2 separate regions of the Homo sapiens genome follow, and region 2 is linked to region 1. Evidence: chromatin loops called from intact Hi-C (ENCODE). Cell type or tissue: PC-3. All regions are shown on one strand. Each heading gives the region's core, and the rest is flanking DNA. Links, peaks and the distances in the headings are about the cores only. Region 1 overlaps CDON (cell adhesion associated, oncogene regulated). Region 2 overlaps CDON (cell adhesion associated, oncogene regulated).

Region 1 (16,657 bases), core at 4,227-12,226:
TCTCACTGATCCCCTCCCTCCCTTCCCTCCTGTGCACTGCCATCTTTCATCCAGCCTGAGCATATCTCTGAACAGATCATTCCTGTTCTCAATAAGCTTTGCAACAATTATGATGCTGCTACCCCAGTGTTTCTCAACATTTAACGCATATCCCCTTTTGATTAATATAAAAATTGCATACCCTTGTATACATAGACATTACAGACATAGAGATTTTTTTCTATTCTTTAAATATAAAATTATAAAACTCAACGTGCTTCTTCAAACTCTACTCACTATATCCCTACCTCTGTCTGAGAATCACTATTGTTAGACTATGGACTCTCTGAAGGCAGGGCCTAGGCCAGTACCCAGTACATGACAGGCACTCAATAAAAGGCCTTGTTTATTAAATAAACTTGCTTATTTAATAAATAATATTTAATAGGACTATTATTAAGTAATAGGACTTGTTTATTAAATAAACTACTAAACCTTCACATTCAGGGTTATCCACTATATAAACTCAGTCCAGTTGTCCAATTTCAATATCCTACTATTCTCTAGTTGCACTTCACAGCCGATCAAATTATTCCAGCGGTTCTCAAAGCATGGTCCCAGGACCATGGGCATCAGTACCATCTGCGAACTCATTAGAAATGCAAATTCTCAGGCCCCACCCTAGACCTGCTGAATGGGAAACTCTGGTCTAAGAATAGGAGTGGGAGTAGAGCCTAGTAATGTGCGTTTTTATTAAGTGTTTCAAGTGATGCACGCTAAAGTTTGAGAACCACTGAAGTCGCCTATTCATTCTTATGTAAACATTATCCTTTCTACGTCCATGACTGTTCTTACATTCCTTCTACGGGGAAACACCTCAGAACCTAGTCCAGAGCCTGGGTAGTGCTCAGTAAATGTTTGTTTTGTTTTGTTTGACTGAACAGCCAAAAATCATATGAGGCCCACTTGATAGCCCTCATATAACTTAACTGAAATCACGCTTCTTTTTATGTTTACACTATTTCAGCTGATATTCAGAAATGCAAACTCATTCATAGTAACAATGTCGATATTCTAAAAGCATAAATTGACTATAATTTTCTATATTTTGAGAGTAAACCACGTATCATCTACCTTTCGGCATTCACAGCTTTTTACAAATTTTGTCATTTGTAAGATCTTAAGAGGAGATACCTGTTCTCAATTCCAAAGTGAAAAGACTTAAAATCTTTAAATTTAATAATTCAAATTTTCTAGAGCTGAAGGTAGGTACTTATTGATACTTATCTGTCCAATTATTGAGTGTCAAAATCATACAGTTGCTCCTGGGAGCCAGGTGAGACACTGGCTAACCTTGAAGGCAATGCAGGCAAGTAAAGACTTGCACTAAACAGGCAGATTCTCATGAGGAAGAAAATTGAAACCAGGAAGAAAAAGAATCTGGTGTTCCAAGCTGAAGAGAATTCACCTAAATTCCCAGATAACAGTAAAACCCACACACATGAAATGTAGTAAGTCATTAACTTGAAAATTAATAGAAATACAATTGTTCATTGTCTTAAAGGAAAAAAAAACTGTATAATAAAAACTTGAAAATACTAAAATACTACATACACACACATGCACACACACACACAAACACACACACACACACACACTACACATACAAATAGCCACAAAGCCAAGGTCATTTAAATGGCAGAGGTCATATAAGTCCTTCTAAGGAAATGGGATGCATTCTTGATATTAAGATGATACTTCATCAAAAAGACATGATTGGCAGGAAATTGCCAGAGACTACCGTCAGATTATGTTGGGAGCAATCTTACATTACCTAGGACAATTTTCCCCTTTTTAGTTAAGGAAATAGCTTCAGAAACATTACGTTACTTTCGCAAGATCACAGGTTTAAGCTATGTCACAGCCCAGGTCTACTTATTCTTAGACCAGAGATCCTGTCGTTATACCATTCTATTGTCCAGGAGAACCAAGATCTGCTGATGACCAAGAACCACAAAAGAAAACACGTTAAAATTTTAAGCAAGACCACTTGTAACTAAATCCGTCTGATTACTCGCCAGGTACATGAACCACCTTTACCAGGTCTTTAGCACGTTGCCTAACAAACTACGGTAAAGTCCATGAAAAGCTCAAGACAAAAATGTGGTTTCAATGTTATGAACATTTGCAAAACCAGGGTCATATAGAATTTAAATACGTAACAAGCAAACCTTAGTACATAAAAGAAGCAGATGGCTCTTTTATAGACACCCTGAAATGGGTTAAGTAAATGATAACAAACAATCTCCAAGAAGCTCTGTTGCTTTTGTTCTGCAACTCTCAAAACACAGGCTGGAACAACGTATTTTTAATTTGATGGTTGGCCTGATCCTTCTTCAAGTTCTGGTTTCAATAACTCCCAGAGACAACTCTTAACCTGTTAATCCATTTTAAATATATAGGTCAAACATCATTTCAATAATAAAATATCTAAACTCCCACCCATACTCCAGTTATTTTATGTACTAACTATGACATAATCTTTTTGGTTGTAGAGTTTTAGGACTGAGAAGGAAGGACTTTTGACACCATGTAATTCAATAACATCATTATGTAAAAGAAAGAACTAAGATTTCTGAAACAACTTTAATACAACAAAAAGCTTGGTAATCCTTGGGATTACCATAGAGAGAGGTCGTAGGAAAGTGTGCCGAGTATCCTATGTGTTAAATGCACATTGCTCTCCATATTTCTATCTTGTTTGAAATATTGTGAGTACATACCACTTTTAAAATTAAAACACAAAATTCAAAGCAAGGGTTTGCTGCTTAATTTTCTTAAGATTTTAAGAATTAAAAAAAAACACTGGATAATCTGGTAGGAAAATTTCAGTAACATTACTGTGAAAAAAATTACTATATACAGAGGGTTCCCCCCTCCCCCCAACACTCAGAAACACTGTCATTCATCCTCATAACATCCCATAACATAGAGTAGAAAATAAAAGGTGAGAAAAGATAAAGTCTTTATAACAGAGAATGACTCTAATTTAAAATTTTCAAAAACATTAAGCCTTATAATAATATTTCAGTGACAAATAGAGCCTTTAAGATGGTTTCTATATAGCTGAAGAAACCGAGGCACAAAAAGACAAAAATTGGAAAGCAGAGGCAAAAAATTAGTAACAGCTTTAAATTTAAGATTGCAAATCCTGAACTTTATATCCTAGGTAAAATTCCAAGAACTTTCTTTGCTGAAGGGAAAAATAAAAGGATGCATATGCCTTATTCACAACAGCTTGTGCAGACACATTATTAACATACCTATTGTTGTTTCGACAATTTCGGCAGTTAACACACTCCAGAGGGTCAATCTGAGGCACGGCCGTGTACATTCCACCACCCTGGACAGGAAGGAGTGTCAGAGAAAAAGAAAAGAAGAAGGAATGCTGAAGGTACTCACAGACCAGTAGCCAAATAATCACAAATACACATGAGCCATGTCAACCATAAATGGGCACACAGTATATTCTAACCAACTCCCAGAGCAACGTCATTGTGAATATCACTGACCCATATTCACAAAGGAGTGAATGAGAGTTCTGCATTAGATTTAACTGTATTCCAAAAACTTCACTGCCATGTTTTCCTACGTATTTCTGTACTAGACAAAGGTAAATAAATGAAGGGAAAAGTTTAGTCACTTCCCTTCAAATCTAGTGGGCTCAAAATACATTATATGTTATAGCCTCCATTCATTTTCCCTTTCTTGGCAGTCAGGGAAGAATTTCATGTGATACCAGTTGGAGAAACAGGGTGTAAAACCTGTGTAGATGATGTCACATGATAAACTCATCTTCATTTTCCTGTAATTATTTCAATTAGGTCTGTTCACTTGACAACGCTAAGTTTTAAAGCATGCTATATTTTTCCAGATGGAGTAGATCTTCAGCCAGCAATGACTTGGAGGGGGTGTGTTAATATTTGGATGTTGCTTTTGGCGGAAACTGCCCAGCAATTAAGAAAAATGCCCAGATTAACACATACCTCATTGTAAAATGTTCACTTGACAGACAGCAAGGTTCTTCAAAAATGAAGTTAAAAATTAAACTAGCCTGATAGTCAGAGGCAGAATTCTGCTTTCAGAAGAAAAACAGCAGAACTGAATTTGATAAAAGGTGGGAGAGGCTGTCACACTGCACCCAAACCCAAAGCAGGCCTTCAAGGTTAGGAAAAGTTCAGGCAATTGTTTTTCCTAGAATACTTTCCATTTCCATTCATTTCATAACAGTAGCCAGAATCTAAGCAAACCAAAAGTCCTGAAAATTTCCTTCAGTGTTTCTGATCCAACCAGCAACAGGAATTATTAAGAACATATCGAGAGAAAGAACTCTCCTATACTATATTCCATCTGAGGGAAAACCTGAAAGGCTCAGAAAATGAAGTTCACAACCTGCAGGGTAACGTTGTGACTTACGGATTCTCTGAATCCCTCAACACGTTGAAGTTAGTGCAATGATTTTTAGGGTCACTAACACTGTTAAAATTTCTCTATTTCCCCCACCCAGAAAAGTAAGAAAACGAATAATTTAGAATCACAGATAACTTCTGACATTGTACACCAAATGGGGCACCTATTATTTAAATAGAAATTCATTGTTCAAAAAACCCAAGGTTCCGTGTTCAAACACTAAAGCGAACATGGGCCTTATGTTTTCTTCTTATGGAAACAGTGTGTGCTATTCAAATGTTAATGCTCTCTCCTTCAGTTTTCTTGGACAATGGTAGTAGTTTGGACTAGGAATGGTGACCAAAAAAGCTTAGAAAGTCTGAATACATGCTGTATCTTTCCACACAAAATAGTGAAATCATGATTCTCTTTTAGTAATGAGATGCATTAAAGCAAATTAATATTTCTTCCACAACATACAAAAGCTAGGTCACATAAAAGCTATTCAATTTCTAGCTTTAAAATATGAGTATATATTAGTTTTGTTCTCCAAATAGATTTTAATAAATCTTTAATAAACTGAAGATGGGGGGAAAAAAAACTCTAAGCTTCTTCAAATTGTAGCACATTGTGGGTCATGGTAAATTTATTTGTAATCAGAACAATGACAAAAACTGAATGCTTAATTCCATCAATTAAACAAATTATCTATTTGATCAAAAGTAATATAGATGTGCATCCAAACAATGTCATAAATCAAACTTTCTAGTGCAGAGAACCCCACGTAAGTCTAAAATATGCTAGTCATTCTACTACCATTTCAAAAATTAAACGCTATCAACTAGTTATCTCTGAAATAAGGTTGTCTTAAGGGTTTATCACTCTTTGTGTGGCTAAAGAATACTAACATTGTAAAATGTAAAAAGCTTACCAGCCACAACAACAAAACATATTGGGCAAAACAAACAAAAGAAGCCCATGAAAGGTCAGAAGTCACAACCCGGTGGCCTGCAGAGATGTTTGGCATGGCCTACGTATGTTTTCAAAAATTTGAATTAGGTGCCAGCATGTAAAAATCTGTCAATTTCACTTGGATTTACAGAGGTTTTGAAAAATCAGAAAATTTGGCAACACTGCGCCCTCAGTCCATGACGACTGTAAGTGTCAAACCGCGGCTGCTTCCTGAAGACACTGTCTGTGCTCTCCAGGTGGCCATCGCCTCCAGTGCTACCATCTCACTCCCACAATTTCCTGATCTGCCTGACTCTTTTCGGCATTTGCATTTTCAAGACCCTGCTCTCGATAAATCAAATTTAAAGTATTTGGTATTTCCATTTCATCTAAAGAACAACTTCCAGTCTGTTCACTGCTGGTATTCCACTTTCAGTGTTAAATAATTTTAAAATGAAACTAAACTGATGAACATAACTATTACCTGGCAATAGAAAACAACTTACAAAGACTACTCTGGATCAAAGGGCTGCCAGTGATCCATGCTGTTTCCATTCGAGGAAACTTGTGAGGTTTCTATACTGAACAAAGCCAAGCATGCTGTCCCTGTTCTAGTACTTGGCACCCTGAGGGACAGAGGGGCTTTTATTTATAGTTAGGTCTCTTACATTCACTAGATGATGAGGATGTTCAAAATCCACGTGTGTCCTGGTTAGAGAGTTGCTGTGCCCGGAGTAAAGCCCTCCATTTAGGCTCCCATTCACAATTCCATTGACTGCATTGGGGACCTTATGGTGAAGGTGGGAATAGCCACTGCTGAGACCGCCATTGGTTAGGAAGCCTCCGTGAACATTTCCATTTATCTGACTTGCTCCTGAGAGAGTGGTGTAGTCCACCATCTGCCCGTTCATATCTGATCCTTGGTAGAGATATCCTGGTGGGTCATATTCTGTTAAAAGAGAACAAAAAAGACACACACGCACACACACACACGCACGCACACATGCACATACGCACACACGCATGCACACATGCACATACGCACACACGCACACACGCACACAGTAAGACACTAAAAAGGACAATCTTCTTGCTGAGAAGGTCTTACAGATAAAACCCCTACGAAACTACAAATAGACTAAAATAAAAACATTTTTAAAATGTTCACTTAAAGCCTACTTGTAAGACATGCTTTAATAAAGTTACTGCTATTATTTTCCATAGAGTGTAGAGATAGCTGTGAACTCTGAGTTAATTATGATTCTGTTAACGGGAAGAAAAATCACCTAGGGAGAAATTACTCAAAAGAGAATGAATATATTGGGCAAGCTGAAACTATCAGAGTACTGGCAATACTAGGAAAAAGTGCTTAAACTCCTATATATTATACTTCTAAGTGCTGAAAAAAACTGCATAAAATGACAACAAAAGACTAGCTTTAGGTGGGGTATTTCAAGTAGCAATAAACAACTCTGTTAAGTAAAAGGATGGAGTTGTATATACAGTCACTGATCATTCATATAGCTCCTTAGTCATTACAGCCAATTTGGAAGGTGTGGAGTACCAAAGGCAAAAAGTGATTCTATTTTCTTTTTTTTTTTTTTTTTTTTTTTTTTTTTTGAGATGGAGTTTCGCTCTTGTTGCCCAGGCTGGAGTGCAATGGCGTGATCTTGGCTCACTGCAACCTCTGCCTCCCGGGTTCAAGCAATTCTCCTGCTTCAACCTCCCAAGTAGCTTGTGCGTGCCACCACATCCGGCTAATTCTTTGTATTTTTAGTAGAGACAGGGTTTCACCGTGCTAGCCAGGTTGGTTTCGATCTCCTGACCTCGTGATCCGCCCACCTCGGCTTCCCAAAGTGCTATGATTACAGGCGTGAGCCACTCCGCCCAGCCTTCTATTTTCTTCTATTAAAAGCATACAAATGACTGCCTCAAAACTGATTTCCAGAGGCACATCTACCAGATATATTTAGAAAAAGTAAAGTATCTCTTAGAAACTAGAGTGTCCAAACTGTACAGGATTTGTTGTTGGAGTCTGGATAAATTCTTCGAAGGTAGGAGAGCTTGCCAAGGCTGGATTAGGTGTCCCTCCTTTCCTTAGCTGCCCACATTACTGTGTGCTCTCGCCCAGGTGTGTAGTCTCAGTACACCTGCTTGTGGTCTCACTAAGCTACACACTTTGAGAGGGCAGAGGTGGTGTTTATTTTATTTACCATTACATCTCCACTGTCCAGAACAGTGCCTGGTATACAGAAGACGATGATTATCTTTTGAATAAATGACTGAATGAACACCACCATGAGAATTTTCCATTTTTAAACATTATCAGGTCACAAAGTAGGATGACTTTAATCTGATTAATATGGCTGGGACGACCAGATTAATGTTCTCTTTTAATGATTCAACACGCACTCACACAATTAAAGGCAATGGCATTAAAACCATTTAGAAAATCAAATGATCACCATCCCTTTCAGATTAATACTTCTCTTTTCATGATTCAACACGCACTCACACAATTAAAGGCGATGGCATTAAAACCACTTAGAAAATCAAATGATCACCATCCATTTCAGCCTGATGCAGCCACCATCTCTCCCCCTATCTCTTGGAAGGCATCATTCAATACAAACAGAGTACTTTCTTCCCCCAGAACTGGTAACTAAAAGGGGAGCATGCGTGAGAACTGGCTAACAGCCACTGGAAGTGCCTGCTGGGGTCCTCCCTCACTTTTCTTTCATTTCCTTATTCTGGAGCCAAAGGGGAAACCAAAAAACTTCCTCCCACCAAAGACTAAACTCTCTGCTTGATTTGATTACCCTATTTTATAATAGCTGAGATAACAGGAAAAGTAGGACAGTGAGGTGAAGAGAACTGAAGGAAGAGAAAAGAGAAAGGGGGTTCTAGGTTACTTCACTGTTATTTCAAAGCAGGGCCATCATCGATGTTCAAGCACACGTATTCCTAGACACACTCCAGGGAGAGGACGCCATGCTGGAGCAGTCTTGAGTCCATCAGGTACAGAAACAGGGCTGCGTTATCCTCATCGGTGAAGTGTCATTCAGTGACAGTGACTTAGACAAGTTTTCACTACCTGCTTTCCATCATGGCTTTTCTATTCCCTGTTGACAAGCTCTGTACCAGTGTAAAGGTGTTCCTACAGCAATTCCAGAGCTCAGGCTTCAAATATGCGTCCTCTTTGGTGGTCCAACAAAGCCGGAGTTTCCCAGCAATAAGTCAGCTATTTACTTAGAGACCTGCTTAGTTTTGGCTTTGGTGTTTATGTCTGCTGGGCAATTTAATTTGATGCTCCACTTACTCTGGCTGACAGCTAGAACAGTTTTAAAGTCATCTCCTCTGAATGAAGAGTATCTAATGTGTTTCATACCATGACACTAATATACAACAGTGTTAGAAATCAATATTTATTCTGACAATATTTGTCTACCCACCTTTAGAAAAAGAGAAGGAGATATTTATGAGTGACTTACTTTGTATGGTATTCTGCTGGCGATTCTTCCACAGGCACATTGCAATGAAAACCATCAGAATGAGGACCATGACGCCCAGCACACAGCCAACGATCAGATATAACATGTCACTGCTTCTGGCAGGGCTGGTTGCAGGCCCCACATTTCCTCCACTTCCCAAAGAATTTGGAGGGGTACTCAAGTCTTTGACAGGATATTCAGAAGCTCCAGGAACACGTTTCACTAGTTGAAATATAAAGGAAAACATGATGTCAGAGTGAATACAGACTCCATGAAATGGTTTACTCTCTGAAGGAGGTCTGGTTAGGAATGCAAGCCAGTCTGTTTACTCTTGTTACTGAGATGACCTGACCACCAATGAGTCACAAAGAGGGCTCCAAAGTTTAAAAACTTGATGTGCCAAAGTTTTAGTCCACAAACTTTAGAGAAATCCTAAAGGCAAAGGAACATATGCACTTGGTCTAATCCAAACTGCTATATGATTATCTGCTTAACTGTACTTGGAGAAAACTCCCAGAGTTGAAATAAAAGTGTTTCCACTTAGGCCGGGCGTGGTGGCTCACGCCTGTAATCCCAGCACTTTGGGAGGCCGAGGTGAGCAGACTGTCTGAGCTCAGGAGTTTGCGAACGGCCTGAGCAACACAGGGAAACCCCGTGTCTACTAAAAATACAAAAATTAGCTGGGCGTGGCGGTGGGTGCCTGTAATCCCAGCTACTGGGGAGGCTGAGGCAGGAGAATTGCTTGAAGCCGGGAGAAGGAGGTTGCAGTGAGCCCAGATCACGCCACTGCACTTCAACCTGGAAGACAGAGTGAGATTCTGTCTCAAAAAAAAAAAAAAAAAAGTATTTCTACTTATGGATGGAACAAAAACTCCTTTCTGTCAGATACACTTTGAGCTAAACAAGACTCAGGATTACATATTTTATGCTTCTACCATGTATATAAAATTCACTACCAATATTAGAAGTTATAGCTTTGGACTACTAGAAAAATGACATTCCAAAACCTCACACATAGTATTAAGCATTCCAAAAACAAAGACTTTGGAGCCCGTGTAGGTGCAGTACTTTTACCCGGTTCATCGGTGTTCTGGGTAATAGCGATAACGAAAGCTAGTAACAGGTGGGACTCAAACCTCATTCTCTCATTCCCAAATCATATGTTCTTAAGTCTCTAAATGTCACAGAAAAGCAGTAGAGCAAAGTGGTTGGTGCCAGTCTCTGGAAGCACACAGCCTATGTTTACACCTCACCTCCACTTATCATTAGCTGTATGATTTTTACCTCCAAAACCTCAGTTTTTATTTATTTTTTATTTTTTGAGACAAAGTCTCACCCTGTCGCCCAGGCTGGAGTGCAATGGTGTGATCTCAGCTCATTGCAGCCCCGTCTCCCAGGTTCCAGCGATTCTCCTGCCTCAGCCTCCCAGGTAGCTGGGATTACACACATGTGCCCCCACGCACGGATAATTTTTTTGATATTTTTAGTACAGACAGGGTCTCAACATATTGGCCAGGCTGGTCTCAAACTCCTGATGACCTCAAGTGATCCGCCCGCCTTGGCCTCTCAAAGTGCTAGGATTACAGGCGTAAGCCACCGTGCCTAGCTAGTTTTTACATTTTGAAATGGGGATATTAGTAAGAGCTCTGTCAATTATCTAGTGGTAATGAAGGGTAAATGAGTTAAGCCATGGAAAGCACTTAGAGCCTGGCTCAGAGTGGTGGTCAATCAATTCTGCTGTTATTATTGCTTATTATACCGAATCTCCTGTTATGGTGCCAACAAACCACAGAAGCAAAGCAGCTTTTTAAAAATCTACTCAGTTGAACAGACACATGAAAAAATGCTCATCATCTCTGGTCATCAAAGAAATGCAAATCAAAACCACAATGAGATACCATCTCACACCAGTTAGAATGGCGATCATTAAAAAGTCAGCAAACAACAGGTGCTGGAGAGGATGTGGAGAAATAGGAATGCTTTTACACTGTTGGTGGAAGTGTAAACTAGTTCAACCATTCTGGAAGACAGTGTGGCGATTACTCAAGGATCTAGAAATAGAAATACCATTTGACCCAGCAATCCCATTACTGGGTATATACCCAAAGGATTATAAATCATTCTACTATAAAGACACATGCACACGTATGTTTAGTGCGGCACTATTCACAATAGCAAAGACTTGGAACTGACCCAAATGTCCACTAATGATAGACTGGATTAAGAAAATGTGGCACATATACACCATGGAATACTATGCAGCCATGAAAAGGATGAGTTCATGTCCTTCGTAGCGACATGGATGAAGCTGGAAACCATCATTCTGAGCAAAACCAAACACTGCATGTTCTCACTCATAGGTGGGAATTGAACAATGAGAACCCTCGGACACAGGGCGGGGAACATCACACACTGGGGCCTGTCATGGGGGGAGGGGATGTGGGAGGGGTAGCATTAGGAATGATGAGTTAATGGGTATAGCAAACCAACACGGCACATGTATATGTATGTAACAAACCTGCACGTTGTGCACATGTACCCTAGAACTTAAAAGTATAATTTAAAAAAAAGAGGAAAAACCAGGAAAGAAAATTAAAAATAAAAATCTACTTGGCTGGGTGCAGTGGCTCACGCCTGTAGTCCCAGCACTTTGGGAGGCGGAGCTGGGCGGATAACGAGGTCAGGAGATCGAGACCATCCTGGCTAACACGGTGAAACCCCATCTCTACTAAAAATACAAAAAATTAGCCAGGCTTGGTGGCATGTGCCTGTAGTCCCAGCTACTTGGGAGGCTGAGGCAGGAGAATAACTTGAACCTGGGAGGCAGAGATTGCAGTGAGCCAAGATCACACCACTGCACTCCAGCCCTGGGCGACAGAGTGAGACTCCATCTCAAAAAAAAAAAAAATCTATTCAACAAACATTAACTTGGGGTTCAATTTTCTAGCAGCATCAACCACACAAAACAGAGCTGGGAATGAGAAAAGAAGTCATCTTTCAAGAGAAAAGAAGTCATCTTTCAAGAGAAGGTGTTTTCTCTTATTGAAAGCTGGATGAACACTTGGCAGAGATGCTAAAGGAAATTTCTACTTGAGGTGGTATGTTAGATTATACAATTCTATGTCCTGGTCAACCCTAAAGAAAACAAAAGAGTTTCTGAGGCACAATGGATATTCCGTATCATATATTAAAGATCATGATTACTCCTAGGGAAGTCCATCAGGTTTAATCACTCTTTCTTTATTCTTAATTCATTTGTAATTCTACCAAGCTTCATGATCTGGTTTCCAACCCCTTGCTAAAGTTAAAAACTGAGGACAGATGGCTTGCACTGAAGGGTGAGTGAGATCCATTAACACTGATAGGAAGAGACAGCTAACAGCCTGAAAAAAGAAAGGTGAGATGAAAAACATAAAGAGAAGCCAAAGAACTAAAAGAAACATCACAGCAGTCTCTGATCTTCGGTGGGAAGGGAAAACGGCCAGGCTTCAGCGCCTCTGTCATCCCTGAAAACCTTCCTCAATTACTCAAGATAAAACCGTCATTGTTCACAAGAACCTACAGTCATTTTTTAAAGGTTGAAGTACACATGAGATCTTCCATGTAAACAGGCTGGGAATTATGTAATATGTAATTACGTAAAAGTCATTCAATATGAATAGTTAACATTTCAAAGATGTTTTTTGTTTTCCACTGACCTGAAAGTCTGTAGGTAGAACCTTTTCATTCCCTACTGATGTCAGAAAATGAGGTATACTATTGTAATCACAGCTATACTATTATACTATTATAAATAACAGTTATAATGTTTTATGTTTTGTCTGGCTAGATTCTTAAATGTCCTGGGGACAGAGATGATAAATTTCATTTTTATTTAACTTTACTCCAAGTATCCCATGAACACATCACAGCGTCTGGTCCAAAAAGGCACTCAAATATATGCTAAACAAATGAAATTCAAGGTAAGTCTAAAGGTATATGGATATATGTTTAAATATGGGCTTAAGATGTGAGTATTGCAGCAGAAACACACATGGTTTAGAGTTTAAAAGCTGGAACTAAGCCTTGGCTTATCATTCAATCTTTTGGAGCCTCCATTTCCTCATTTTTTAAAAACGTACTTTTTCATGTCCTCATTTTTAAAAAGGAATAATAAGATCACCTGTAGAGACCCTGATGGCTGCCCAGCTCACTCAACAGCCTTCTTTATCATGTTACGAGAGCTCCAATTTTGTTTGGGTGTCTACCTCAACCCCACAGAACTCTGGGATAAATCTGGTCAATGGTTTAGGGGCTGTGTGGGGCTGAATTGTGGCTAATGAGACTGGTGGGAAGATCTAGTAGAGGACGTTGGGGGAAATTTTCCTTGTTCCTGAAAATAGACACGGTCAGATATGATAACACTTTAAAGGTGATGCCCAGAACTGTGGCGAGCTATCAGCAGTGCTAGTCTTAGAGCCAAGGTGGCAATGGGAACATGACGAACAGGAAAGACAGAAAAAAATGAATTTTTTTTTCTTTTGAGACAAGGTCTCACTCTCTCGCCCAGACTGGAGTGCAGTGGCCCGATCTTGGCTCACTGCAACCTCTACCTTCCAGGCTCAAGCGATTCTCCTGTCTCAGCCTCCTGAACTAACAACGTTGGAGTTAGTTACCTACTTCTGGGCTGCTTATTTTGGGGATAACACATTTCCTCACTGTTGAAGCCTACTGAGAGGAGATTGTCGTGTTCCTTGCAGTTGACAGTATTCTCAAAGTTGTTGTGAAGATTAACTGAGACTGTGGACGAGTGGTTTTGCTCGTAAACATCTAATGAGCTATTTCTATTGTTCCCCTGTGGTGTCTTCTCTTCTTAAAGACGGCAACATTTGACAGTGAATCTACCTATGTAGGCAGAGTTGAGAATGTTCAATTTAGAATCAGCAACTGCTAATTCTAAACTTTACTACACTTAATTAAACAAGTAGATAGAAGTTACATATCTGTCATTCAAGAAACCACCTTTAACATATGTTGCACTTCTCCTTAATATTCTTAAACTTTTGTTAGTATTCTCATTCTCACAGCAATCTAGAAAGTAGTCAACAAATATTTCTAATATCTTTGTAAAGAAAAACGGAAGGGTTCATGACCAGCCTGGGCAACACAGTGAGATGCCGTCTCTAAAAAAAATAAAATAAAATAAAAATAAAGAAAAGGGAAGGGAGGTGATTTACTTAGAGTCACACAGAAACTAATGAACAGGATTAATGATTATGTAAACTATTTTTTAAACAAGCATTCTAGCCCACATATTATACATTTGTTGGGACAGTCTAAGTGTATGCACCTAGAAAATGGTCCAAAGCAGAAACTTCCTTAGGCAAATACATCAATAGTCATGTCCAGGCACGGTGGCTCACGCCTGTAATCCTAGCACTTTGGGAAGCCCAGGTGGGTACATCACCTGAGGCCAGGAGTTCGAGACCAGCTTGGCCAACATGGTGAAACCCCATCTCTACTAAAATTACAAAAATTAGCCAGGCGTGGTGGTGCGCACCTGCAGCCCCAGCTACTTGGGAGGCTGAGTCATGAGAATCACTTGAACCCAGGAGGTGGAGGTTGCAGCGAGTTGAGATTGTACCACTGCACTCCAGCCTGGGTGACAGAGTGAGACCGTGTCTCAAAACAAGACAAAACAAAACCCAGAATATATCAGTAGTCAGAAGCAGTAATCCAGGGTTGGAATTCTATCACTGTCCAGGGAAAAGCAAAAATTCTCCTACCTTTAGTCTCGCAGATCATCACATTGCTAAATTCACTTTCTCCTCCTTCATTGAAGCATTGCATTTTAATGTCATAGGAGGTTTCTGGCTGCAGGTGGCCAATCATGTGCCACTGCTTTGAACCTAAAAGGAAAAATAAAAGGCTTTACACATCATACAGCCTAAATGATAATGTCAATATAATTAGTTAATGTTTTCAGGATGAGGCTGGAGCAGCATCCACTACCATCCAGTAGTTTGTGCAATAAAAATGTACTTAATAGTAAGTATTTGACTAATGCACCACAGATAAACAGCATTTCTATTACACGGCATGAAAAAAAGGTAAAGAGAGGAGATAAACTGACCTAAAACTATATCTGTGTGTTGGCAATAATACTTGTTTCACTAAAAATAATTAGTGGGAGTCTTTCATAAAATACATGTTAATTTCATGCATAGGAAAGAAAGCCCAAGTCCTTTCATCCCTATCTTAACCCAGCAAGTCAATCCATGTTCCCCCACCAAAAAGCAACAGGACATTTGGGACCAGCAAAAGGTACACTACCCAGAGCAACTGACCAGTTACAAGAATGGCCTTAGCAAAGCTCCCAATTCCACTGTCATGGATGCAACGTGAACTGACATATGACCGAATGCCTGAATAAACTGCTGAGGATCACCAAAAAGCAAAATCTACTCTGGGAAACTCTTGGCCACCACCCCCACTCCTGCTTTTCTTTTGAGTCAAGATCTCCAAACCACACAAGTATCTCTAGCAGAATGATTCTGTTATCCGTGGCACACAGCCAACATTTCATTTAGAAACACTCCTAAACTGAACACTCCAGTAGAAATCACTCTTCATGTTGACTTCCATGGACCTGTGACAATCTTTCATAAGCAGGGACACTTTTGCCAGATTAAATTAACTCTTCAAGCACCCTTAATCCCTTGTGGAAACATCTCTTCAGACTGTCTCCACTGTTTCTTAGGAACTCAAGTATACCCCCAACTGATTTAAGAATTAATTAAAGGGGGAGAAAAAAAGCAAAACAAAACCACACATGCAAGTTAAATCTACTTGGCTGAACAGGACCAATATCGCCAGACTCCTTTCTAACTGAACACAGACAAAAATATTTCAATCTGAAAGTACAAGCCTCTTTTCAGGTCAACAGTACAAAACCCTTCACTTGTACAGACCCGCGTTTTTTAAGGAAGAAAATCTGCTTGTTTTAGGATCGTCTCTGAAAGGCTCAAAAGTGAGGAGTTCTACGCCCCATTTATAAATGTAAAAAGGACCCCCCAAAAGATGTTGACTCCAAAACTGGTTGAAAATGGAATAGATCTGTCTCTGAAATCCAAAGGCTTTCCAAAAAACTTCTTTTTTTGTAGTCTTGGGTCTTTCCCAACCCAGCCCTACACTCACCTACACTATAAATATTCTCTTGAATAATTACTACACTAGATTTGAAGTTTTCCTTTCATAGCGTTCATAAAAATGGCATTAAACTAGGCTTCTGATATGTTACTAAGAAGAGAAAAATAGTTAAAATGATACATATCTTGTTAGATTAATATTCCATTGTTATAGTTATTCTTCCACTGGCTAAAATTATAGGAAATATCAGCAAAGAGAAATAATTTTACTGATCATTGATGAATAAGACAACTAAGTACATCATTAGGTTTAAAACTGACCAACCAGCATGTATCCTTTGATTAATAGGCAATTATTTTCCCAAAGGATATTTTAGAAAAGGTAAGGCTTTACCTCAGAGAGAAACCAAAACACAGACTTAAAGATCAGAATGACTGATATTTTACTTGGAATTGACTTAACTTTAGAAGATAAAAATATTCAACACCAAAACACAGGTGTGCTGGAAACATTTATAGTTTATCTAAATGTGGAACCTAATTCAGAAAATAGGATAGCTTAATTGTCCTTCTCTTACTGTACTCTTTTACAATTTGACTTTTAATTTTATTTTCAAAAGTTTAAATTTTGGGTCAATTCACAAGTCATCTAAAACTTAA
Region 2 (16,657 bases), core at 4,441-12,440, 57 kb after region 1:
GTGAAATCTGGCTATCTTGGATTGGGACAGAACATATCATGACTCTTTCCATGAAAAGCAATAGACATGCTTTACACTAAAAGGCAGAATTTTTAGGAAATAAAGGTTTTCAGAGATTAAAGCAGTTACATGAGAAAGGGACAGGTAAGCAACAGAATAAAGCAAATACAGGTGCTCCAGGAAAAAGAGAAGGCTCACTTAACCTAGATTTGTACTTGGAGAGGTGAAGACTTCTCAGAGGAAACAACTGACTAGGTGAAATCAGAGGGATACGTTTGGGGGATGGAGTAGAGGAAGGGAGGAAGAGAAGGAAGGAAGTATCTCAAGCAGAAGGAACAGTGTGTTTGTAGAATCAGAGTAAGGATGTCTGGGCTGGAAAATACAGTAAGAAGAGAAGGATAAGACACAGTGAGGGGAAAGCAACATAAATGAGCAGAAACAAGAGTGTAAAGAACAATATAAATCATATTAAAGTGTTTGGCTTTTATTCTGAGAGGAGGGTGTCAAAGGCTTTTAAGCAGGCAAGGACATGATCAGTCCCGTACCTTTGAAAAATCGCTGACACTGCAATGTGGAAAACAGTTGAGGATAAGAGAAGTTAGAAGGCTATGGTGAGAGATACGGGGACCTGTACTGGAGAAATATCACGGGATAAATTTGAAAGGTTTTTCAAAAATTTTTAAGACACGGTCATATTTAAAAGACGTAAGAGGCCAGGAGCGGTGGCATACACCTATAATCCCAGCACTTTGGGAGGCCAAGGTGGGTGGATCACTTGAGCACAGAAATTCCAAGACCAGCCTGGGCAACATAGGGAGATCCCATCTCTACCAAAAATACAAAAATTATCCAGGTGTGGTGGTGCACACCTGTAGTCCCAGCTACTTGGGAGGATGAGGTGGGAGGATCCCTGGAGCCCAGGAGGTTGAGGCTGCAGTGAGCTATGATCGCACCACTGTACTCCTAGCCTGGGTGACAGAGTGAGGCCCTGTGATCAACAGGACTTTGATAATGAATGAGTTGGACTGGAAAAGAATAGACCACTAGGACCTAGGACATCTTTGGAATCCATTCATCTGTCCACTGCTCTATTTCCCCACTGCTGTGACTGTAAATAAGGAATCGAGGCTGCTGTCCAGACTTCTGACTCAGACAAGTGAGTGAGTGGATGATGTGCATTTACTGAGATGGGAGCAGCAGGGTCTTCTGTGGTCTGCTGCTGCTGTTTGAGGTGGTAGAGGGAATGGAGAGCGTCTGAAGGTGTGGAGATAACAAGAGGAGCTGGAGGTAAGTGGGGTTCTAAGGAAGGTTGGGCAGGCAAGCAGAAAGAAGCCTGAAGCTCTTAAGAGATTTGGGTCGCAGATGACACTCTGGTGGGCAACAGCAGACACACGGAACTATGGCTCAGGCTGAATCCCAAAACTATCATGCTTGAAGGGACAGAAACTCCTCATTCAAAATAAACCACACTATCAATACTACTAATGAAAAAGTTTTAAAGCAAAAAAAAGGAAAAGACAGAAATGATATTCCAGGGATGGAGTCAAACAGTCAGACTTTAAAAATGAGTTTCTTAATGTGATTTAATTTCACATTTCACACTGTTATACCTTTCCAAGGTACTACAGTGTAGGGTAATCAGACACATTCCTTCATGCTTACTAAAGGCTTTGATTAGGGACGGTCTTCATGCTGTCCACAGGGGTTCTCCCAAAATGAGAGTAACAGCTGGCATACATCTTCCATGATTCTACAGGAGGAAAGGAGAGGCAAACAGAGTGCTACAAGTCTAGTCGCAACAAACATACTATCTAATAGCATGCTACTCTCTGGGGCGTATGGGGGTTCTTTTAGAAACTTAAGAATTTCTTAAAGCAGTCATGTGCAATTAACAATGATGTATCTTCTGACCTGCCGCATCACTCCCAGTCCATAGGAGGAACATATAAATCTCATCAAAGTAAAGTTGCAGGATCTCAGACACCAAGGCCCCCTGCCAATCACTGGGAGTGCTCTCTTCCTGCCAGGATGAAGCCCCTGGGTGTGAAATGCAGCTTTCCACAGTACTTACTTTATAAGCACTTATTAATGATCGTGCAATCATTCAGATCAACTTAAAAAAAAAAAAGTTCACACCTACAGACTTCGCAACCCTTCCCCCACTTCTCCCAAGTCTCAGTCGAGTCAGCCAAGCATACAAACGATCCTGCTGCCTGCGAAAGCATTTCCTTTCACCGTGGACTGCCAAAAGTAGAGGAAGAAAATGGAAGTGACTTGGAGTTATGGCACCAAAAAGGCCAAATGAGCAAAGAAATAATCAACTCCACATGAGCCTCTTCAGCTCCAACACAATGAAAAGGGCCCAGGACGAACCCCAGGAAAGGTCACTGAGATCAAGGGTCACACGCAGAAAAAGGCAACAGTGAGGGGCTGCCAGCTGCAACAGGAATCAATGTGGTCCTAATTACACCAAAGGAGAGGGGGCAAAAGCTCAGTTAGGTTCTATTCACAATATTTGTGTGTTTAAAAAAAAAAGTCAAGTGTTCCTGTTCCACTCTCTTTCTAAGAGACTATTTCTTCCTGCCACTAGAGCACAGGAAGCCAAGAATTGTGAAGATAATCCTGGCATCCACAGTGGGTTGTACAGGAGCATTATAAATATTTAAAAGCATAGCTGCATACAAATGGTGAAATTCTAAAAAGCAGCGTGAGAGAGATTATTAAAAAGACAAAATATAGAAAATTTCAAGGGGATTATTTTGCAAGTCCCATGGAGTCAACACTTCCACAAATCCAGCACTTGGTAGCTTTTCAAGTTTGTCACTGGAATTGGCTTTATGGGAAAAAATAACCGTTATGGTAACCACAAAACAAATGCTAAAAGCTAAGTTTGCTAAGAACTAGCTATTGCAAAGATGTAGACACACATTTGACTAACTTCTGCTGGAGGATGAGCAGGAGGAATATGGAAACATTTGAAAAAGTGCCCCATATAGGTGTTAGGTAATATAATTAACGTAGTTGTTAACAGGTCCAGCGCTTTGCTTAGACCCTACTGACTTATGCACTGGACTAACCTAAGTATAAGAGTTTCCCTGGCAGTTACAAAAGACTCACCCTCATGGGGTTTGGCTTAGATTCCATTTTAATAACAAGGAAAAAATCCTCAAGGAGAAACTCATTTCCATGAAGTACATTATTCAAATATACACAGTCAAGCATTGAAAAGGCAGATAAGAAAAAAACAAATCTTGGAAAAGGATCTTTGCTGCAAATAAACTTGAATCAACGCTGGCTGAACACTGGGTCTCTGCCACAATGACTTTTACATTATCTTACCGTCAAGTTACGAGTTTCCTAGAGACCTAGAACATATTAATACTAGTTTCCAAGTACCTTATTCCATCTTTAAACTTGGCCACATAAAATAATGGAAGAAATCTAGATTTCTTATCAGCCCCTGCTTTGTTCAAACTGGTAATGGGAATTAGGTCAGACACAGCTTCATCAAAGCTGTCATCCTACCATGGAAGAGAGGCTGTGCATTGATAAAGGGGTTCTTCAAGCACATTCATAAGCTGACATACAAGTCAATCACAGATTACTATGCAGTTAGTACATAATTGGCACCAATTGACTGACAAGTCTAAAATTAAGTAAAAACACAAATTGGCCTATGTCAGGAAAACCTGCACCCTTGAAAACTCAAAATCAGTGCCAGGCAGTTAAAACCAAAGTAACCATCAGGATACAATGCCCTGATGAAACTAGAAAATAGAAAAACAAATCAATTAGGATCACAATATCTTTGTAAACATAACACAACATAGCATGAAGTTTTAGTCCAAGCAGAAAAGCCCGAGAAGTGGCCTTTGGCATCAGGTCCGGCCTGACTATCAAAAATAAAGCAAAGTTTGTTGGAACAACTCTGCTAGGCCACACATGCACGAAGCGGCAGTGGCCAGATTGTAACACAACACTGGCAGGATGGTCAAAGAAATAATTCACAGACACTGATACAGAAAAGGTACATACACACACATATAAATACACACATATGTATACATACTACTAAAAAAACACAGCCGCAGATAGACCCAACCTGGAACCCAGATAAAACTTATTCCAATGATGCTTCTCTGTGCAAAACATAATCCCTTATTAATTATTTTTGGTATCAATGTATAAAGCAGGCATGAATATTCTCATTATGATTACATCTGATTTTTAAACACATATAGTCTTAACTCCAACATTATGACCCAATTTATTCATTAATGACTATTTCCAAAAAATCAATTTCCAAAAAATCAAGAACATCAAACACTTTCTTTAATGTACCACAAGCAATAAAGGTAATTTTAAAAGGACTCCAAATTTCTTGGCACAACAAGAGTAACAAGAGATTAAATATGCAGTTTCCCAAGGTAACTGGCTTCTTTAAAGAAACAATTCTCATGTATAAGTCTTGGCATAGTTCTTAAGGCTTTTGTATTATACTATACTCATATTTCATAGTCAAACAATAACAGACCCTATGTTTATAGAATACATTTCTACCTGTATATACCCTTGTAGGCCTCACTCTTCTTTGAAGGACTTGTCATTGTGGACTTCTGTGCACAACATGAGGGTTTCTTTTGTTTTTAGTGAGTTTTCTTAAAACGTACAACTTTACTCATGTTGTTTTTTTGAGACAGGGTCTCGCTCTGCTGCCCGGACTGGAGTGCAGTGGTGCAATCATGGCTCACTGCAACCTCTGCCTCCTGGGCTTAAGTGATCCTCTCACCTTAACCTCCCAAGTGGCTGGCACCACAGGCGCAAGCCATCACGCCCAGCTGATTCTTCCACTTTTTGTAGAGACAGGGTCTCACATGTTGCCCAAGCTGGTCTCAAACTCCTGGCCTCAATCGATCTGCCTGCCTCAGCCGCCCAAAGTGCTGGGATTACAGGCATGTGAGCCACCATACCCAGCCTACAACTTTATTCTTTATATAACATCATATAACTAATTTGAGTCTGAGGATTATAAGAATGCTGGGGGATGGATCCTTAATTTTCTAAAATCTCTTCATTCAACCCATTTTCTTTCTTTTTTTTTTTGGAAGATGGAGTCTCTCTCTGTTGCCCAGGCTGGAGTGCAGTGACACAATTATGGCTCACTGCAGCCTTGACCTCCCTGGGTTCAGGCGATCCTCCCACCTCAGCCTCCCGAGTAGCTGGACCACAGGTGTGCACCACCATGCTCGGCTAATTTTTGTATTTTTAGTAGAGATGGGTTTCACCACGTTGGCCAGGCTGGTCTTGAACTTCTGATCTCAAGGGCTCTGCCCACCTTAGCCTCCCAAAGTGCTAGGATTACAGGCGTGACCCACTGCACCCAGCCCATTCAACCCATTTTCTAAGGACAGACTATGAGTGGGGTTGGAATCTACAACCTAAAACTGCAAAGAGCAGTTTTTCATTCATTTATAGAGCAAAAATATATTGAGTACCTATATTCAAAGTAGTTAGGGAACAAATATGGGTGGGGGATAAAGCAGAATAAAATAACAGAGACCTTGACCTCATTTCTTAAAACACTCAATCTCTGACATCTTCAACTCTTGTATAGCAATTCATAAGCAATTGAATTTAAAACTTTTTTGGTATAAAAAAGTTTCAAAACATGACAGGATCCCTAATTTTCTAAAACAATATATTTAAAACAAAATTATCAGTTGGTAGTCTAAATGGATTTATCTCCTTTTCCCAGAGTATGATAGGCAGAACACTTACTTAGTATGGCTTAGGTTCTGTCTGCAAAAGGAAAAAAAACTCCACAGTTTTTTTCCAGCTTTGGAATTCTATGACAAATATTTACAACTGCTATGTGTAAATGAAAAAACACACAAACACTTAAAAGTTTATCTTACACTATAGTTTTGCCTCATCTATGGCAGGCTCCAAAAATGACTGCACTAAGAGGAAAGGGGGAAAAAACAGCAAAGATATCCAAAGTCGACAAAATTTCAGCTCTAAACATTTAAGTTCATCACTTCAGTTTGCAAGCAAAAAGACTGTTCATGTTCAGTCAAAAAAATCAAAAAGCTAAGTTAAAAAGAAAAAAAACAGTAGGAGACGTGAAGTTCAGTTTCATTCTAAGAACCTGGAGAGGCGGGCCTTTCACTTTACATTCAGGTAAAGAATTTGCAGAAATTTCCCTAGCCAACTTTACTTTGTGAACGTCACAGCCACTGTCAAACAATCATTGAGGTATCTGTAGAATTCTGGAAAGACTGTCAGAAATATGTATACAGTAGAAGAGATAGGTCTTCTCATGAAGACTCAGTATTTATCTTAAAAAAAGAATCTCAGGCTTGACATGGTGGCTCACGCCTGCAATCCCAGCACTTAGGGGGGCCGAGGCAGGAGGATCACCTGAGGTCAGGAGTTCGAGACCAGCCTGGCCAACATGGTGAAAACGTGTCTCTACTAAAAATACAAAAATTAGCTGGGCATGGTGGCGGGCACCTGTAATCCCAGCTACTCGGGACGCTGAGGCAGGAGAATCGCTTGAACCCAGGAGGCAGAGGTTGCAGTGAGCGGAGACTGTCCCACTGCACTCCAGCCTGGGCAACAGGAGCGAAACTCCGTCTCAAAATAAAAAAAAAAAAAGAATCTCTGGTTATGAACAAAGAGCATTTCCAATTTGAAAACTATTTAGTTGCAAAGTGTTCCAAGAACTTACGTTTTAAGATGTTTCATAACTCCACATAAACATCTTTCTCTCTTCCTAGCTTCCCTGCCAACATAAGTAAGTACCTCAAGAGTAAAGGATCAGATGGCAAGTGTAGGTATTCCAAAACATAAGAAATAATTTTGTTGATTTAAATTACCTTCTTTGCTTGAACAGCCTCGGGGTGCAAATAAAACATATTACTAATTAAAAGAGCCAACAGTAGTACTAATAAAACATCAACAAAGCAGCTTTTATATAGACAGAGGCTTTTAGGTACTCGCCTCCTAACCTCAGTACATGGAACAATGAATGTGCCCCTAAAACGAAGAGAGCTATTTCCATTTCTGTTGGAGAAGAATAAAAAGCCAACTTAAGTCTATGGCTGGAGAGAGAGAACCCTACTTGATACTGAGGCATCACAAAAACTTGGGCATAAATCTTACAGGTGAAGAAGCATCTAGCATGAGAAACAGCACAGAAACCATTTTCCAAGACAGATAATTGTACATAGGTCATTTTACTCAATGGAAACTATAGCAATGGTTCCCAAACTTTGGGATTTTAATAAACAGAAAATTTACAAACAAAACAGCTATATATCCTATGTAAGCTTTCCAAAATCTGCCCTAAAAACATTTTTTAAAAATTAGTCACTGCCATCTACTATTGGTATTTCATTAGAAAACAAAGTAGTAAGCAAGAAGTAATTTCAGTATAAATGCAGCTTAAGTTTTTTGGTTAGCTGCTTCTCATTTCACTCCAGACGAATATAAAACCTTCATTAAAGATCATGCTGGTTCAAAGATCAGTGTCAAAAAACAACTAATCTAGAGACTTAACATTTTCACTGTCTTAAATCAGTAGGATTATACTACAACTGCTCAACACCACACATTTGGCTATGAAACAGGCTGAGTCATCTGTAAACGCAGGTATTCCTCAGCTCTTCATCCTCAGTGTCAGCCAATGGTCTCCCTAAAGCAGCATTATCACTCTTCTCAGCAGTGACAGGTTTCTGCCACTCAAAAAGACCCAATGTGTCTCAGAGTCCCATCCCTGTCTTCTTAAGCTTCCCCTCCAAAATAAGCCGAACTCTTAGACCTTGCTGGGAAGCTGATGTCTCAGAGGCAGGACCCTTATCACAAGCAGCCCTACATTCCACTCGAAACCCCCCATTGCCCCCTTGCTCGCTCTCAGCACACTGCTCTCCAACATCATGTTTTAAAACTGTTTTCCTTCCGCACTTATGGCCTTCACTTTCATTTTAATCTGATTTCCCCTGTGTAAAAATCATAGCCAAGGAAGGGTCATGAACGGACAGAGCAGATGATCCTACCTGACTCACTATACTCAAATAAATAAATAAATAAGTAAAAGAGCTAGACTAGCTTACTCACAGGTCACATAAATGCAAAAAAGGTCTTTGGGAACAGAGGGCCGGGGGGTATATGGGATATCCCTGTACCTTCCACTCAGTTTTGCCGTGAATCTAAAATTGCTCTAAAAAATAACTTTTTAAAAAATTTCTAGAGGAACTAGATTAACCACTAGTTTGTCAGTTCCATAAGAAACGGGACCTTGTCTATTTTGCTCATCACTGTACAGACACCACCTGGGAAATACCTTGCACAAAATGAGTGCTTAGTAAATTGTGATAAATGAAAGAACTTACACTGTGAGAAACTCAGCAATGTTTTCTGGGAATTATGAAGTTACTTAACAACCACAATGACTTATGTTTTACTACAACAATTTTTAAAAAGTGATTATAGGATATATAATTAAAAATAGGTACTAAAGGCCGGGCGCGGTGGCTCACGCCTATAATCCCAGCACTTTGGGAGGCCGAGGTGGGCGGATCACAAGGTCAGGAGATCGAGACCATCCTGGCTAACACGGTGAAACCCCGTCTCTACTAAAAATACAAAAAATTATCCGGGCCTGGTGGCCGGCGCCTGTAGTCCCAGCTACTTGGGAGGCTGAGGCAGGAGAATGGCGTGAACCCGGGAGGCGGAGCTGGCAGTGAGCCGAGATGGTGCCACTGCACTCCAGCTCGGGCAACAGAGAAAGACTCCGTCTCAAAAAAAAAAAAAAAAAAAAAAAAAAAAAAAAGGTACTAAAGTCAAGGCGACTAACCAAGAGCATGGTGCAGCGCTACAGTAAAAACATGGGCAGGCTGGGCACAGTGGCTCACGCCTGTAATCCCAGCACTTTAGGAGGCCGAGGCGGGCGGATCACAAGGTCAGGAGTTCCAGACCAGCCTGACCAACATGGTGAAAACCCGTCTCCACTAAAAATACAAAAATTAGCCAGGCGTGGTGGTGCACGCCTGTAATCCCAGCTACTCAGGAGGCTGAGGCAGGAGAATCACTTGAACCTGGGAGGCAGAGGAGGTTGCAGTGTGCCGAGATCGTGCCACTGCACTCCAGCCCGGGCGACAGAGTGAGACTGTCTAAAAAAAAAAAAAAAAAAGGGCAAAAATTAAAATAGTTTAACAAAAGGGTCCCTTTAAACCTAAGGGAAAAAGACCACAAACAACACCAAAGGCACTATTATTTTGTTCACAAATAGAAATGACTTGGTGGGCTGCAAAAACATTATGATCTTAAAAGCTCTAAAAGGCATATGACCAACTGTGGGTAAATGGAAATCTCTACATTTAGGATGCTCTAAGGATCTGTAGCCAAAACAAACACAACAGACTCTCTTCACACACTTATGACACAGATGGGCATTACTGGCTAAACTGTCAGGTTTTTACTGAACATAGTTGGGCTTCCTACAACATATGAACTTCTGTATAGTCAAAATCACGTAATAGCAAACTATGTTAAAACAAAATTCTACCACATAATGCTAGTACTAAATAGGATAACTTCTTAGGATAAATTTTAAGTAGATTTTAACAGTAGTGGACAAACTAACTGGGTCAAACCACAAATAGTTTAATAAATCTTCTTAAAACCATCAGGTCAATCTATCCCGCCTCTTGCCAACACTTTTTAAGTCTTAAATTTGGTAAATATGTAAGGAAAGTCAATACACTTTTTAAACAGTCTGCCACAATGCTAATTTAACCTACACATACACGTGAGGTTAATCCAGCTTGCATGTGAGTTGTTCCCTGTCAATATTAGGCAATATCAATTTGCTGATTTATTTTTTTTGAGACAGAGTTTCGCTCTTGTTGCCCAGGCTGGAGTGCAATGGCGTGATCTCGGCTCACCACAACTTCTGCCTCCCAGGTTCAAGCGATTCTCCTGCCTCAGCCTCCTGAGTAGCTGGAATTACAGGCATGAGCCACCACGCCCAGCTAATTTTGTATTTTTAGTAGAAACGGTGTTTCTCCATGTTGGTCAGGCTTGTCTCGAACTCCCGACCTTAGGTGATCTGCCTGCCTCGGCCTCCCAAAGTGCTGGGATTACAGGCGTGAGCCACCAAGCCCGGCCAATTTGCTGATTTATTTACATAAATTCATCTTCATACGCAATTATAAGATTAGGATTTTAAAATATTGTACAAGTACTTAAATCAGAGCTGCCCAAGAAAGACTCAACTGTTTTTAGTCAACAGTACTCATTTTTCTGCCTCAGCACAGCAGTTATGCCACATTCCCAGTGGTAATTGTGGGTCACCTGTAAGTGGCAAGAAGGTGGGACACATGCAGTATGAAAAATCTTGCCAAATAATTCTGATAATCTAATCCACCCCAGCCTCTTTCTTCCACAAAGCAGACAAGAACTGGATTGTGCAGAAACATATATTTTTTTTATGCATCCTATTGAACAAGTGGTTTATGAGATTATTCAAAGAATAATAACAGCTACCAATTATTAGGTTTATAACTACTAATTATTAAGTTTATGGTTCAAAGATTTTATTTATTTACTTTAGTTTTATTTTTGAGACGGGAGTCTCGCTCTGCTGTCCAGGCTAGAGTGCAATGGCACAATCTCAGTTCACTACAACCTCCGCCTCCCCAGTTCAAGTGATTCTCCTGCCTCAGCCTCCAAAGTAGCTGGGATTACAAGCACACGCTGCCATGCTCGGCTTCTTTTTTTGTATTTTAGTAGAGACCGGGTTTCACCGTGTTGCGAAGGCTGGTCTCGAACTCCTAAGCTCGGGCAATCCACCTGCCTCGGCCTCCCAAAGTGCTAGGATTACAGGCGTGAGCCACCTCGCCTGGCCGATTTTACATACATTATTGAGGCAGGAGAATAGGGTCTGGAGGCAGGGAACCTAAGGCTGTTTCACACCGACTTCCTAGAACTAAATTGAAAGGAAAATCCTAACTTTCGACACCTAAGTAACAAAAGAACCAGAGGCTACTCGCTTTGACCTTTTCTGCATGGCAGGTGGGAAACTGGCTGTCCGCAACAAATCAGACTGATTGTGGGCTGAGTCTTCGTTTGCACAGAAGTATAACTTTGCAAAAAGCAACCAATCAGATGTTTGCACAGGAGTGTTACCTTTGTAACTTCACTTGGGCCTCTGGTTGGCTCCTTCCTGCAAACAATCAGACCGATTGCAGGCTACCACTTAACTGACATGAGATGAGCATGAAGTGGCCAACAGGAAACTTCTAGGGGGTATTTGAACCCAAGAAGATTCTGTATCCGGGCCCTTGAGCCGCTGCTTGGCCCACTCCCACACTGTGGAGTGTACTTTCGTTTTCAGTAAATCCCTACTTTCGTTCTTTTGTTGCTTCATTCTTTCTTTGCTTTGCTGGGCGTTTTGTCCAATCCTTTGTTCAAAATGCCCAGAACCTGGACAACTTGCAGTCAGGACCCTCTACCAGTGACATTGTTACCAATCCTCAAACAAACTTAAGGATAGGTATTATTTCCATTTTACAAATGAGAAAACAAAGAACACTCAGATAGCCTCCCCAAGGGACCACAGCAAATAAAGACAGGGTGAGGTTTGCACCCAGGGCAACCCCAGGCCTAAGCCTTCCCGCGCCATACACAGCTTCCTAAGCAAAAGAAAGGCCTTGAGTACACAGTTGCGCTTACATCCACTCACTTCAGTGTGAATCGATGGCCATGTGTCATTCTGGAAGATTCTCAAACTTACCAGGTTTTAGTTCTATTCTAATCTGCGGATGGATTTCAGGAGGTATGAAATTGACTGAAAAAAAAGGTCACTGTGGTTATGCATTGCTGATCAATAAATTATGGTGATAATTTGATCCAGCGAAGTCCGGAACATCAACCAAAGACAGGTCCCAAAATTTCAGTGCCCAGGTGCATTTGCATTTTTGGATCACAGAGATGACATCTGAAGGCCACATGACATTATAGAATGCTGTACAAACAAAGTTTGAAACAGGTAAAAAGAAACGTGGGAGATTTATCTTCCGGTTCATGGCAGCACTGGTGTGCCAAACTTGAAAAGCACGACATAGGAAACGACCTTACACAAAGCAGGAACACACATACTGCACAGATCCCATGTTAATATGGTTCATCAACAAAAAGTAATTATTAATACATAACAAAAAGTTTTCATTGAATGGGTTTTCTTCATACTTTGGTATTATATATCGGGGAGTACTTTTAAAGTGGCTGCCCTGCAAAATAATGGATTGTTAAAAACAAATTCACTGTTAACAGACTACGGTAAGATCTAGCAATGACACTGCTGGATATATATCCAAAAGAAAAGAAATCAGTATAATATATCAAAGGGATATCTGCATCCCCACGTTTATCACAGCACTATTCACAATTGCCAAAATATAGAATCAACCTAAGTGTCCATCAACGGATGAATGGATAAAGAAAATGTAGTATATACACAAAATGGAATACTATTCAGCCATAAAAAGAATGAAATCTTGTCATTTGCAAAAACATGGATGGCATCAGAGGACATTATGATAAGTGAAATAAGCCAGGCACAGGAAGACAAATTTCACATGTTCTCATTCATATGTGGGAGCTAAAAATTTTTTAAAATTGAACTCAGGGAGACAGAGAATAGGATGATGGTTACCAGAGGCTCAGAAGGGCAGCAGGGAGGTGGGGATAAAGTGGGGATGGCTAATGGGTACAAAAATAATTAGATAGAATGAATAAAATCTAGTATTCAGTATTACAACAGGGTGACTACAGTTACCAATAATTTATTGTATATTTTTAAATAACTAAAAGAGTGGAATTGAAATGTTCCTAACACAAAGAAAACCTAATTACCCTGATTTGATCATTACACACTGTTATGCCTTCGTCAAAACATTACATGTACTACATAAACACATACAACTATTAGGTACCTATAATAATTTAAAATATATATATAGAGAGAGAGACGGAGTCTTGCTCCGTCGCCCAGGCTGGAGTGCAGTGGTGCAATCTCGGCTCACTGCAACCTCCGCCTCCAGGGTGCAAGCGATTCTCCTGCCTCAGCCTCCCGAGTAGCTGGGATTACAGGCACGCGCCACCATGTCCAGTTAATTTTTTTGTATTTTTAGTAGAGACGGAGTTTCACCATGTTGGCCAGGATGGTCTCGATCTCTTGACCTCGTGATCCGGCTGCCTCAGCCTCCCAAAATGCTGGGATTACAGGCGTGAGCCAGCACGCCCGGCCAATAATTTAAAATGTTTAAAGCACTTAAATTTGTGGGAAAATTGTTAAAAAGAAAAAATAATGGTAATCATGCTTAATATCAAAAGAATCAAAAAACAGACAAAGGAAATATAAAATAAACAAAAATAGTTCTCAATCATTAAACATAACAATAGCAATCTAAACGTTTTTAAAATATTATTTTAAATTTTTGAATTGTGTTGATTTTGGAGCCAGTATTTACTTTGGAAATTCGTTTTAGTTTTATAAGATGTTTCCATTTAGTTTATTTTATAAATAATTATATGAGATTAAAAATAAGAATTATTTAATCAACATTAGGATTTTATAATAATTTTTCCTTTTCAAAAAAGTCACACATTCGGCTGGGCACAGTGGCTCACCCCTGTAATCCCAGCACTTTGGGAGGCCCAGGTGGGCAGATCACCTGAGGCTGGGAGTTTGAGACCAGCCTGACCAACACAGAGAAACCCCATCTCTACTAAAAATACAAAATTAGCCGGGCGTGGTGGCACATGCCTGTAATCCCAGCTACTTTGGAGGCTGAGGCAGGATAATTGCTTAAATGTGGGAGGCAGAGAATGCGGTGAGCCAGGATCACGCCACTGCACTCCAGCCTGGGCAACAAGAGCGAAACTCCGTCCTAAAAAAAAAACAAAAACAAAAAAAAGTCACATTCAAGGTTAAGTGCTAGCCCCTTTTTAGCAAAATACAGAATATTATCATCTCAATTAAGACATATTCACTGAAACGGCATTACAACTAGCCAAACACATAGCTGTTTCCTTGATCACACATCTTCACAAATCTGGACTAAGAATGGTATTGGGATGGTAGGATAAGAATTGTAGTTTCAAATACAAGATTCCCATTCCCTAGAATCAAAAAAGTTATAAGAATCTTATAAATGCTACCCTAGCCATGAAGACCATTACCCTCATAAAATTCTATAAATGCAATGCAATAAACTTATCCTCTATTTTAGGGGACCCACAGAGTATCGTAAAGTCCAGGCATTTCTAGAGCTGTGGTACAATGTTTTCTCCTGCATACATGTTCAATATCGCTACAAAAATTACTGTGCTGCTCTGAAGACCTGTAGACCAGTGACAAAAATTCAGTAATTAGACCAATCTGTGGGGTCAAAGAAAAGAATGAGATTCTCGAGACTTATCTAAATAATATTTTTAAAAATATTTAAGACAAGCATCTACTTTCTGAAGCATTGTTACTGTCACTGCTGAAGACAGAAAGGCAAGAGCCAGCTGAAAAAGGGCGACGGTGGCCCCCCTTGTCATTTTCCGATTCTACAACACCTTCTGGCTCCAGTTTTTTGGATCCCCCTCCATTACTAAATCCCAATCTTCAATGGCCACTTGAGGTCAACTTCCACTGTACTTATCCTGGCCAGCTAGAAACAAAACGGGAGTGTCTGGGTGGGGCTGACAGTATGCACACTGGTCTATCTCCAGGCAAATCTCTGCTCTGGTGACCCCACTTCTACTCTATTTCTTTCTGTGAGGCACCTTGAGGATGGTACTTTACTGGTGGTTTTAATACTGCCAATCACAGTTAAGTGTTTATCTGCTCCAAACACATGTAAGCCCAAAAGAAAAGTAGGAAACCTGAAAGAACAGATGTAACAATCATGCTCAGTATTTAAGTATACATCTGAAAATTCCAGGAAGTAATGGGATTTCCCATCGATGACAACATTCATACTTTTGGGAGAAAACTATTACCAGTAAAGTTAGCAAAGAATTCTAACAATAGCTATCCCCTTGCTTTTAGCTATCCCTTGCTTCATACCTAGCCTAGTAAAGCTAGGTATGAAGTACATCTCTTATAAAAATCAGTGTTATTTACCTGGTATTAAACTGAAGAATGTTTACATTGAGCTTCAGGAGATGGAGGGGGAAAGGGAGAGTAACAAAATTGAAAATTTAAAGCAAGAAAATCAAGATGGTGTTCAGTTGCTTGAACATACAGGAATTTACCCAAACTTTCACCATTACCTATTACAGCACTCCCCTAACTGCTCTCTTTCCCAGGAGCCATGTCCTCACGAACCCAAGCACATACAATCAATTCTAGTTACTCCCACGGCAAGAGCTCCTTCAATTTTAATCCTACTCATTTGATTTTGATTTGACAGTCTCTCAGTAACCTGTACCACAATAAGATCACATTTTGTCAATAAAAGCACTCCATCTCAAACAGAACAACAGAACAGCAACAGCAACTGCTCGCATGCAGTAAGTACCTAGCAAGTGCCAATCACTAGCCCAAGCTATTGTGTCCTCATTTTGCCTGTAAAGACTAAATGGGATGATCCCATAGCCCCATGGACCACCATATAGAGATGGGGAAATCAAGGCACAGAGGGCTCACATCACTAGAATATGGTGGAGCCTGGCTTTGACTCCAGGCTCTCTGACTCCAGGACCTACCCTAGTCTAAACTGCTATAATACACTGCCCAAAAATGCCTAGGTTAAAGCTCCCATTTATGTAACACAAATTCATTCTAAATTCAATCATTTCATTAATCTACAAATTCTACATGCTACGTTTATATAAAATAAGGATGTGGATGTCTTTCAATCCCATATCTACTTCCAGAGAGTAGTACGTGAATGACATAAATGATAAAAATCAAGAAATGGTCTTCAGCCGTCGTGGTGGCTCCTGCCTGTAATCCCAGCACTTTGGGAGGCTGAGGCAGGTGGATCACTTGAGGTCGGAAGTTCAAGACCAGCCTGGCCAACATGGAGAAACCTCGTCTTTACTAAAAATACAAAAATTAGCCAGGCATGGTGGCACACACCTGTAGTCCCAGCTACTCTAATTGGGAGGCTGAGGCATGAGAATCGCTTGAGCCCTGGGAGGTGGAGTTTGCAGTGAGCCGACATCGCACCACTGCACTCCAGCCTGTGCAACAGAGTGAGACTCTGTCTCAAAAAAAAAAAAAAGAAAAGAAATGGTCTTCTTCAGTTGGACTCAACAGTGTAGACTAATGATTTACAGTGTTGCCAAGAACACTTGGCACATTCCCATCACACATTGTATTAATCTGTTGGTAATGGGAATGAGATAAGGAACACTCGAGCAAAGAGGTCAGCAGCAACGTTCAACACCCCAGATATGCTATTACAATCATCCAAATCATATTTTATAGTTAGAAGGCAAAGCGTCAAAAATCCCTTAAGTTAAAGCCAAAGACTTCCAAATAATTCAATTTCATTAGAGAATGAAGAGGAAAATTTCCTGCAGGTTAAAAAATTCTACTACATAAAGAATATATAGCATCAAAGAAAACCATGTTAAGAAAGATACTAAGATATGA

Evidence for each region. Hi-C counts contacts between places; a loop is a spot of excess contacts. Peaks named below come from ENCODE experiments on the same cell type or tissue, not always from the same donor. Only the 100,000 strongest peaks of a DNase experiment are listed, where the experiment ranks them.
Region 2: a loop joins it to region 1, with 1.8 times the contacts of the local background. A loop is called at or near these places in 2 of 110 quality-filtered maps.

What each region holds. Positions count from the first base shown.
Region 1 is chr11:125,975,002-125,991,658 of GRCh38, forward strand. CDON (cell adhesion associated, oncogene regulated) reads right to left here. Exons shown (of 20, transcript NM_001378964.1): 15 at 14,636-14,758; 16 at 8,871-9,092; 17 at 6,048-6,328; 18 at 3,303-3,382. Among named protein-coding and RNA genes, the nearest start is that of VSIG10L2, 37 kb to the left of the region's middle. In PC-3, for the core only: no CTCF peak of the experiment used is centred there; a DNase peak (open chromatin) is centred at 9,180.
Region 2 is chr11:126,032,014-126,048,670 of GRCh38, forward strand. The region is part of intron 1 of CDON (cell adhesion associated, oncogene regulated); the gene reads right to left. Among named protein-coding and RNA genes, the nearest start is that of CDON, 23 kb to the right of the region's middle. In PC-3, for the core only: no CTCF peak of the experiment used is centred there; DNase peaks (open chromatin) are centred at 7,648 and 8,098; H3K4me3 peaks cover 409 bases; H3K27ac peaks cover 473 bases.